2 separate regions of the Homo sapiens genome follow, and region 1 is linked to region 2. The links are chromatin loops, found by intact Hi-C in ENCODE. Cell type or tissue: CD4-positive, alpha-beta T cell. All regions are shown on one strand. Each heading gives the region's core, and the rest is flanking DNA. Links, peaks and the distances in the headings are about the cores only. Region 1 holds the start of DPH2 (diphthamide biosynthesis 2). Region 2 holds the start of ERI3 (ERI1 exoribonuclease family member 3).

What was found. Peaks named below come from ENCODE experiments on the same cell type or tissue, not always from the same donor. Only the 100,000 strongest peaks of a DNase experiment are listed, where the experiment ranks them.
Region 1: it touches region 2 in a loop (3-fold over the local background); 3 of 110 quality-filtered maps call a loop at or near these places.

What each region holds. Positions count from the first base shown.
Region 1 is chr1:43,966,810-43,972,155 of GRCh38, reverse strand. It overlaps IPO13 (importin 13), which reads right to left. Exons shown (of 20, transcript NM_014652.4): 18 at 5,137-5,226; 19 at 4,660-4,841; 20 at 4,134-4,570. The coding sequence ends at 4,474. It overlaps DPH2 (diphthamide biosynthesis 2), which reads right to left and starts at 2,146. Exons shown (of 6, transcript NM_001384.5): 1 at 1,834-2,146; 2 at 1,448-1,560; 3 at 967-1,190; 4 at 86-769. The coding sequence starts at 1,980. RefSeq lists enhancers at 1-473, 259-803, 804-1,350, 1,836-2,115. In CD4-positive, alpha-beta T cell, for the core only: no CTCF peak of the experiment used is centred there; DNase peaks (open chromatin) are centred at 2,255 and 3,625; H3K4me3 peaks cover 1,597 bases; H3K27ac peaks cover 621 bases.
Region 2 is chr1:44,353,311-44,358,680 of GRCh38, reverse strand. ERI3 (ERI1 exoribonuclease family member 3) reads left to right here and starts at 3,424. Exons shown (of 9, transcript NM_024066.3): 1 at 3,424-3,789. The coding sequence starts at 3,655. RefSeq lists enhancers at 3,140-3,189, 3,090-3,590 and a silencer at 3,460-3,689. In CD4-positive, alpha-beta T cell, for the core only: no CTCF peak of the experiment used is centred there; a DNase peak (open chromatin) is centred at 3,320; H3K4me3 peaks cover 1,279 bases.

The sequences.
Region 1 (5,346 bases), core at 1-5,000, 390 kb after region 2:
GAAAGGGAGGAGGAAAGAAAATCCATACTCACCCCCTGACTCCGTGCCCCAGGTTTCCAGCTTAGGCAATGCCCCCACTACTCACCAGGCAATAAGTCCGCATAATGTGTGAGGTGGGGAGCCAGGCCTGGAGGTGGCCAGGCAGGGTTGCAGGCAGCTTCCAGCTCACATGGTGCCAGTATAGGCTGGAAGAAGCTACCAGAAAGCTGGGGGGCTAGAGCACCCAGAGGACAGGCTAATAGCACAAAGACATCCACCTCAGGGAAGTTGGCAAGCTTGGCAGGGGTGGGCCGCCCCAGGGCCAACACATAGCTACGCTTGCCAGCAGCCTGAGTCAGGTTCCGCAAGTGGGCCAGTGCCTCACGGTGTTGGGCTACACCCAGTGTGCCTGCCAGCAGCCCTACCACGCGGGCATCTCTGGCCCTCTCTACCAGATATCGTCTTCGTGCCCTTAGCCGTCCAGCCCGGGCACCCTCATCCTGAGTCTTCCCTGTATCTGGACAGCAGGAGGAGAAGGGTTGACCTGGTGCCCACCCCAAGAGCAGCCGACTCAGGTCTGGGTCAAGGTCTGGGTCAGGGCTGGCCTTAGAGCCCCCTACATAGAAGGCACCATACTCTTCTAGACGCCTCCCTGGGGCAAGGGGGAAGCGGCGCCCAAAACGCTCTAGGGGCATAGGCTCTGGACTCAGGGAACCCACTGGTTGGGGAAAAGCTGGGCTGGAGACTAGCAGGTCCAGGTACCGTGGGCGCAGGAGAGTAGCCAAAGCCTCTGGAAGAGAAGGAGGTAGTGTTGAGGTTGGAGCCTGGCAAAGCAGGAGCTCCCTCATCCCCAGGAGACTAAATATGACCCAGTAGGCTGGGGCCAAGCCCATATCAAGAGTTCTATGGATGGTATATGGAAATGGGGAAATTAAGGCATAAAGCAGTTGGCTCACCCTTTGTGCATACACAGGCAAAACCCCTTACCCAGGGCATGGGCACAGGCCGGCTCACTCAGCAGCACCACAGGCGCTTTGGGGTCTGGGTTCTGGGCCTCAAAGGCCTTGACACAGAGCTCCAAGGCCACAGAACGTTGACGAAGCACGAAGGCAACGGGCAGTGGGCGGGCTGGAGGGCTTAAGCAGGCAGGGCCAAAATGTATGAGAGCCTGAGCTCCAGCTTGCTCAGCACCCAGCACATCCACGCAGCAGCTGCAGGGAAGATAGCATCAGAGAAATGGGTTCTCTTCTGGAGGCGAGTTGCTGTCATCACTGGGAAATGTGGTCAGTGAATAAAATGGTTTCATTAAAGGAAGACATTGTCAATGAAAGGAGCTAGCATCAGAAGGGGAGTCATTACCATTATCATCAAGGAGAAACACCACCATTGAAGGCAATCACTGTCATAGACGTAAAACCCCATGAGCCCCGGATCCCCAGGCCTGGCCCACCTAAGGCCAAGTTCACACCTGCCGTAGGCTGTGTCACCCAGAATGAACATCTTTGACCCTGTCGTCTCCTCCAGTCGTGCAGCCACAGCCACAGCATCTCCCAATAGCTGGTCAGGGAACTGCAAGGCAACCTATAAGCATAAACCATGGAGTCAGGGACAGCCTCTCTCCCACTGAGGGCTTCTTTAAAGCAATCTTCCAGGAGCTCCCACTCAACCTTCAAAGCCCCTGGTCCCAGAGGGGCACTCTGCCCCACGTAGTAGGTGGAAGGGAGGGATGGTCAACGCGCTGCGGACAGACTGATTCCCCCACCCTCTCGCCCTCACAAAATCCCCCAAGATCCGGATCCTCTGGGCGACCCATCCCGACAGAGGCGAGCCACCCTTCCCTAAGTCTGTCCTCACTCGTTCACACCCCAGGTCGCGGACAAATCCAGCGACTCGCTCCAGCTCGTACACTCCGTCCAGGTCCGGAAGAGGAGTAAGCAGTCCTGGCACCCCGGTCTCTCGCTGCAGCGCCGCCTCGGCAGGGCTGCTAAACATCGACTCCATGAGGCACAGCTTGGGTGGTGGGATGCAGCGGGGACCTCCCTGGGACAGCTTCGGGGCCTGAGTCCTCTAGAGCAGCCCTCAGGGGGTCAAAATCGCCTTGTGGGGGTAGGGGGAATCACAGTCGGCCTTCAGCCGGTGAGTATCCCCTTCAGCCATCCTAACTACTGTTTCTCCGCTACACGTGGGACTACCGGGGAGGTTACTTCCGGGTTTTAGAGGCGTGGCTGATAGCGATTTTGCCAATCCTAAGTCAGCACAGCTCCCGCCCTCCAATCCCCGCCACCGCCCCGCACAGAGAACCAATGTTCAGCCTGAGTCCCAGGCCAGCCGGAAGTACATCGAGGAAGGCGCGGAGCCTTGTGGGCATTGTAGTTCCCCTGGCCTCCTCTCGGGCGCTGGGAGTCCGGTTCAGCCGACCCGCGGCCATCAGGAACACCGACTTCACTGTTAAGCATTTCACGTGCACTCTATCCTCTGGGCAGTATCACTGCATAATTCTTTCATTCATTCATTTTTTTTTTTTTTTGACAAGGTCTCGCTATGTTGCTTGGACTGGAGTGCAGTGGCGCGATCTCCACAACCTTCACCTCCTGGACTGAAGCCATCCTCCCACCTCTGCCTCTTGAGTAGTTGGGGCTACAGGCGCACCACCACATCCAGCTAATTTTTGTATTTTTTGTAGAGACAGGTTTTTGCCATGTTGCTCAGACTGGTCACAAACTCCTGAACTCAAGCAATCCACTCATCTCGGCCTCCCAAAATGCTGAGAGTACAGACGTGAGCCACCGTGCCCGGCTACACTGCATAATTTTAAACTTGGTGCCGACCGGCTCGGGTTTGAATATTGTGCTTGGTCACTTGCTACTGAGTATCTTAGGAATGTCCCTATGCCCATTTCCTTATCTGAAGAATGGGGAGTTGTGACAATAGTACCTCTTAATAAGATTGTTGTGAGGGTCTAATTAATTTATATACAAAACTTTACAAAGTAGTTCTTTGGATATCGCATGCAGTGAAAGCATTTGCTATTTAATCAGCCAAATACTGAGCACTTACTGTACATTAGGCACTTCATTTTTAGTGTTTACAGTCTTTGGAGTAAGAATTATCCCGAGTGGTACCAAGGACATGACTGGCACATCCTCAAGTCACAGGAGATGCTCTGCACAGCTCCAGCCATCCTCAAACACTGCTGCTTCCCAGCAATACCCCCAGTGCATACCACATAGACCTCTACCCTCCAGCCCCTCACATCCCCTCTACTCCCCATGTTTACTTATATGCAAACACCCCCACATGCAACATCACTTGAAATGCCCTCCTTACATACCTCTGTCAGATACGGAAACTGAGGTTCAAAGAGACTACTTGTGTAATAAGACACTAATTCTGTGGCACAACCAGCATCAAACCCGGATCTATTGAACAGGGAAGGAGTGGGATGAATGTGGGAGTAACGAGTTCCCCATCACCCACAAGGAGATTGAAAGCTCAAGGGTAAAAGTGGGGAGAACTCATTCTGCTCTTCAGATCTTACTGAGGAGAAGCCTGGGGTACCTGAGAGGCAGCCTAGGTGAAACTATAGCTGAGGAGACAGAAAGGGAGGCAACACTGCTAAGGGAGAAAAGCAAGAATAGGTCAGGAGCTGTCCCTGGTGCTGATTGATCCCTGACCATCCTGTGCTGGAGGTCCTGTGTAAGCGGGGAGCAGCGGACATATGGACAACCTTAGGTCCTACTTTCCTCTTTTCTCCTCTGCGGCTGAGATATCTTCTCTCCTTCACCTCCCTGCCACCCACCCACCCCCCAATACACACACACTCAGCCCCTTTCTATAGCCCTCCTCAACCATATGCAAGTTCGATGTTGTATAACTCCACACCAGAAACCCCTCCCGGAAGTCAAAACTCCACTCCATTTCTTCCTTCCTAAACGGACCCAGCCCTACCCCACTTGCAGCCCAAAGTCTCAAGTCCTCTACCTAGAAAGCCTACTATTCCTGTCAAAAACTTTCTCCATGCAGCCTTCCCTCACTTCCTACCATTCTCCATGGTAGCTATGGACTAGATCAACCTTTGTTCAGGGCAGAACGACGCAGGACAGAGCTAGGGGCCTAATATTCGGCGGTGTTGATTAAATAAATGTATGCATACATGCATGTTGGGATTAATTTAATGGGGATGGGGGGGTTGATGACACTACTGCAACCACCCCGCCCCAAGGACAATGACAGTATTCTGAAGGGCTCCAGCCTAGGTGGCTTGGCTACAGTAGTATCTCTTCCAACCTGGGAGCTAGAGGATGTTCCCACCATTCCCTCCCAAGGCCTGGGTCCAAGCATCCTCCCATCCTTCCCCCAGGCCTTCTGGACCCAGGCTTTCAGTTAGGTGGTGGTGACAGCAGAAAGGAGGCAGAGACAGCAGTGAGGGTCCAGGTTTACTCTTTGGGAATAGGGAAGGATGAAGAGAAGGGGTGGATGGGATGGGGGCACCCCTCAGTAGTCAGCTGTGTAATCTGTGCCATGGAGACCCCGGCACAGCAGTGTGAACTCCTTCACCATCTCCTTCACCCGCCTCTTGTTCACTCGCTCGCTGAAGGAGAAAAGGGAGAGCAGGTTAGCACCAGCCACCACCACTGCCCCCTCTCTGCCTGACCCCAGGCCCACCCCAGCTCTGCTCACCGAAGGATCTGCTGGCTGAAGGTATCCTTCTGTTCAGGGCTGAGGCGGGCAGAGGGGAAACCAGGTGGCTGCAGGGCCTCCTTGATCCACATGCTCAGGAGGCTGAAGCAGTGCTTGTTCAGGGCGAACAGGATATCGGCAAAGCAGTCCATGAGGCTGCGGGAGGCCTGGCCCCCAATGGCCTGAGGGAGAGGGGTTCTCAGCACACCAGGGTGTTGCCCCTTCCGCCGCTTCTGCAGCAAGAATGCCTAACTGCCCTCTGGACAGTTCCTAAGCCAAACTGCACATCACAGTGAGCGCTGCTTTTTGAGAGCCAGCTGATCCCCACAGCAATCCTAACAACTTTCAGGCATTTAATTGAAGAAGAAACAGAATCTGAGAGCTTAGGGGACCAAAGGCTCAAGCCTCCCAGAAGGCCAGCTGCCTCAGCAGTGAGGGGCCCTCACCCCCATCAAACCCCCCTTTGCTCCGTCTCACCTCCAGCACTGCTATGAGCAGCATACGACCGTCTTCCTGTACCACCTTTCCCACAGACTCTACTTCCCCACACCGAGGCAGCAGCTCTGTCTGCAGAGGATGGAGAGGCCCATCAGCCCAGCTCCTTCCCAGCTCTCCCTGAGGACAAGACCTGTACACCCCAGCCCTACTGTCTGAAGTCCTGGGCAGGGGAGGGCACTGGGGTGGCAG
Region 2 (5,370 bases), core at 225-5,224:
GTTAAGGTCCTAGCTTTGATGACCACCTTGCTGCATTTCCTGGTGGTTTGACAGGGTATAAGAAGACCTAACTGACCAGGCGTGGTGGCTCATGCCTGTAATCCCAGCACTTTGGGAGGCCAAGGCGGGTGGATCACCTGAGATCGATAGTTTGAGACCAACCTGACCAACATGGAGAAACCCTGTCTCTACTAAAAATACAAAAATTAGCCAGGCCTGGTGGTGCATGCCTGTAATCCCAGCTACTCGGGAGGCTGAAGCAGGAGAATTGCTTGAACCCAGGAGGCGGAGGTTGCGGTGAGTTGAAATTGCGCCATTGCACTCCAGCCTGGGCAACAAGAGTGAAACTCCATCTCAAAAAGAAAAAAAAAAAAAAAGGCTTAACTTGGTCCTCTCTTTTGTTCTTGCTCTCAGTGTTCACTTTAGCTCAGTCGCTCAATCCAGCAGCTAGGGTGTCTGTGTGTCTGTGTATTGAACTCAGTTCATCTGCCTCCCCAAATTCACTTGCCCTTGCCTCATCTGCATCCCCGACTCTGGCCATTGGCCACTTATTTATTGCACAGCTCAACTGCCACTCCCACCTCATTTACTAACACCTCTGGTTGTCTTTGTTTCCCTTGGGATGATGGCTAGGTTTTGACACAGCCTCCAATGTGCCCACTGTGGCGGGACTGCAGTGGACCTAATCTGACCCAACCAGAGGCTTTGATTCCTCTCACCATTTCTAGTCTCAAATGAATGACTGTGCTTCCAGGTGTGGAATCTGGCACCCCCTGTGGCTACGGCAGTGGTGGGGTAACATAACCCTTCCTTCTCCCTGTCACACAGGATGGTTCTACACACCTTGTACGACAGAGCAACTAGTTGTATTTTCTTTGAGGCACTGGCCAACTTCTCAGTAAGACACTATCTTGTACGTTCTTTCCCTCCTTCCCTGCTTCACTTCCCCCCTTCCCCCACTCTTTTATTTATTTGTTTATTTAAGTCACGGAGTCTTGCCATGTTGCCCAGGCTAGCCTTGAACTCCTGACTTCAAGCGATCCTCCTGCCTCAGTCTTCTGCCTCCTGAGTAGCTGCGACTACTACATGCGTCACCATACCCGGCTCCCCTCACTCTTGATGCCTTGGGATTGAACTCCCCAATTAAATTTGAGCACATAAGTTTTGCCTCAGGCTCCGTTTCCTTTTTTTTCTTTTATAGAGATGGAATCTTGCTATGTTGACCAGTCTGGTCATGAACCCCCGGGCTCAAGCAATCCTTCCACCTTGGCCTGCCAAAGTGTTGGGATTACAGGCATGAGCCACTGTGCCCGGCCCAGGCTCTGTTTTCTAGGGAACCAGATAGCACACAACAGAGCCATGGCTTGAGAAAGCCAAGTGCTGTGTTAGGCGGCAGTGTAAGATACCAAGTGTATACTGAGCTGTTAAACTGTTCTATTATTTGAATCAATTTGCCTGGTCTTTGTACAAAAAGAACTTACAGTGTGGTGAAGTCCTGGAAGCTGTACAGTTGAGCCCTAGTGCACCAAGGAGGAAAGAACACATTCTGGGGAAGTCAAGGGGACCATGGAAGGCTCCACAGAGGATGTTGGGGCTGGGCATTACATAAAGCCTTGAATCCAGATACTATAGATTTACTTCATTCTTACAGCCAAGAAGATTGGCTGTGCCCTACTCTCAGGCCATAACTCAGTATATAACAAAGCTATCTCACTGCCTCTTGTCTTATTTTTATATTTACTTGTTTTATTATCTATTCTTCCTCCTACAGCCCCTCCCCAATTTATTTATTATGGCTCACTGCAGCTTTGTCCTCCCAGGCTCCAGTGATCCTCCCACCTCAGCCTCCTGAGTACCTGGGACTACAAGCACGTGCCACCATGCCTGCCTAATTTTTAACTTGTTTGTAGAGATGAGAATCTCATTATGTTGCCCAAGCTGGTCTTGAACTCCTGGTCTCAAAGGATCCTCCTGCCTCAGACTCCCAAAGTGTTAGAATTACAGACGTGAGCCACGACACCCAGCTTCCCTCTCCAATTTAAAAGCTCCTTGAGAATAGAGGTGTGTCGTTATTCATCAATGAATCCTCAGCAACAGAAACAGTGCCTGACACTTAAGAGAGGCACTATAAATACAGATGGACTGACTGACCAACTGGGGTTAATGTGTAGGTAATAATAGGAGAATCTGTTCCAGCTCCAAGAGTTGGGGGATAGTGCCTCCACTTTACTGACCTCGGGATAAGTCTGTCCCTGCTGCTGGATATTCCCTCATTTGTTCGCAGACATTTATTGCGGGCCTTCTTTATACCTGCCCTATGCGGTGTATTACTGATACAACATGAACAATATGGAAAAAATGCTTTTCCTAAAGGACTTAAAACCCTGTGGGAGCGACAACAAGGAAACAGACAATTATAAGACAATATGATAAATGCTATAGGTCCACAGCAGAATCACCTAACCTATGACGTGGGTGGGATTAAGGAAGGCATTCCCTGATATGGGGATTACCAGGCACTCTCAGCTCAGGTGGAAACCGTTATGGTAAGGTCCGCTCTCAGAGGTGGTAGGGCCCAGAAATGACATCATCCTAAGTGTAAGTATGCAGACAGCACACAGAGGGGCTTGGTAACTGAAGCTGGGCCCAGAGGATGGGGTCCTGACCGATTGGGAAGCTGTCAAAGCCATCATTCCCAGCTCATAACCTGGGACCCATGACTACCCAGAAAGGCATAACCAGGATGAAGAAACACAGGTCTCTCCAGCTTACTGGAGAGACTGACTGGGGAAGCTCCTCACAGCTGAGGCCAGAAACCTTTTAAACAGAAGTTTCCTCTGAGTGGACCTGAACAAGCCAGTTCCCTCTTCCTTAGGACGGCCCTTCACAAATCTAAGCATTTTCCTCTTAGCTTAATCCCTCCTTGTCTCAGGTCTCCCCCAGGCCCACATCCGAAAGTAGATGACAATAATTACTTGTTGAATGAACGAATCATGAGGAGTCATGTAAATAGAATTCTGTCACGTTGTGAGCCCACATTCACCTTACGGGTATATTGGAGGGCGGGAAAACGGAGATGGGGGGCTCCACTAATGTGTGTCTGTGATCCTGGTTAGATCGCTGTAGGCCATAGAAAGTTTCATTTTAAAAAAATTCCTTTCACAGATCAGAAGTGATGTCCCCGTCCCCGTCTTCTCTTCTGAGTTTGTGCAACGTCAAAACTACAAGTCCCATAAGGCCGGCGGCCGGGAGTCACCATCTTGACATACCTTAGCGCGCATGTCGGCGGGAGAGCGAGCGTTTGGGGAGAAGAAGCCCCGCCTGACTGCAGCCCATTGGTCAAAGGGGTCGGCAGCGGGCTCAGCGGTTGGCCACAGCGCCCGCCCGTCCGCCGCGTCGGTCGGGGTCAGAGTGCGCGGAGGTGAGTCGGTGTGTTGTGGACTCGTGGTGCTGGCTGCCGCTGTTCAGGCGGCCGGGAACGGGCGGTGGGGAGCGGGCGGAGCTGGCCCTGCCTCTGCCTGGCCGGCGCCGCAGTCGGCGCGGGCCGCGCCCGCCGCCGCCAACTGCCCTGAGCGCTTGCTGAGGCCGAGGGAGACGTCGGGGCCTGCACCTGGAGGGAGCCTGCCGCGCTGGCCCCGAGGAGGGGGCGTTGCCATGGCGACAGCCTCTCCCGCTGCTGACGGGGGGCGGGGGCGGCCCTGGGAAGGAGGGCTGGTCTCCTGGCCCCCCGCCCCTCCCCTTACTCTCCCCTGGACTTGGATGGGCCCGAGTTGGGGGCAACACCCCGGGGTGGGTGATGCTGAATGGCCCCGCCAAGATTGGGCCCTGGTTAATGCATGCGGGGTGAGGGTCGCGGTGCGCAGAATTTATGCAACCTGGGGTGCTGGCCCATGTGCTTACCCTGGATGCTTACTTAATCTACTGAGTAATGTTCTGGCGGAGGGGGAGCGGGGCAGAGCTTTGCAAGACAGGATGGGTGAGTTTATTAAGGGGGTTGACTTACTGGGATTACTAGAGAAGAAAAAGGTTTGACTAGAGAGGCTAGAAATGGAGCATGGAGATTGTGGGTAGAACATTCCCTTGACCCTCTCGCCAACACATGCCCACACACCAGGTTAGCAGTTTACCTCTTTGTAAATCTGAAGCGGTGGTAGTAGTGATGGTGGAAGGAGTGAATAAGGGCCTAACCTGGCTAGCTTTCTGTTTGCCTGTCTTGCAAATGGTCCAGCAACAGGTGTTTTCTTAAAAAAAGCATGAACTTGGATTGAGGCTTGACTGCGAGTTCTTGCAAAATATAACTGCTCCTTGTTGACTTGGAAGATGCTGGATGTGGGGCCCCTCAATGGGGGTTTGGATTTTGTCCTTAGAGCTGGATTTTGCAACAAATAGTGCCCATCGTTGTGTCTGCGAGAGGTCTCTGGCCACTTCAATGGCATTTACTCTTGTCAGACATTTAATCAGTCTCCCAGCGGAAGGGCAGCAAAACATGAATCCTATTGGCTAAAAGAGTGTACGCTATTCAAACTATAGTAGGTTGTGAGTGGCTAAATGAGTTTTGATTGTAGAGTTTCTTCCAGAAATTGGCTTCATCAAATTCTGCTTTATTCTGACTTTATCATATACAGCATGCCTTGTTTTAGTGGGTTCTTGCTTGGAGCTTAGTTTATTATACCTGAATCTCCTACCATTTAAAAGCCAATTTATAAACAGGGACTTGGAGTGTGACTCCACTAATGTGTGTCTGTGATCCTGGTTAGAAACCCACTTGGCTGCCTTTTCCTCAGGAGGTGGGGGTTGGGGGAAGGGAGCTGCCGGGAAGTGATTGATAAGGTTTCCTTTATAGATTCTGTGGTGCTTCACTGGAGCTCAGAGCACTTTGGCAACTTAAGCACTCCAAATTAAAAGCTCATTAACAATTCCTGCCCAAAGATCCTGTAAATAATCAGCTAGCTAGGTCATAGAGCTTGGCTAAGAGCTTTTCTTCCAACTTGAAATTTCCAAATAAAAGTGCTTTTATTCCCTTTCATTTTAAAAAGTGTTTTCTTTGTGGTGGGGTAAATTGGTGAGTGGCCTTTTCCCAGGGGATCTGAGTAGAAGAAAGTCTTAAATGTGTGGAATGGTAGACAGGAATATATTAGTTCCAACCCTAGGTGTTTCTTTATGCAAAAGACATCACTAACAGGGGCATCTCTGCAACTTCTGGTCCTTTGGAGGATATGAATTAGTTGAAAAGGATGATAGGTATCTATTGATGTTTTGACTTGGGATTTAGTTACCTTGACTTTCTTAGAGCTTGAAGCAGGCTTGGAACTATCCTGAAAGTGTTTCCTAGTCTATGTGGCCATTTTCAGTATGGCTTGTGGATTTGTG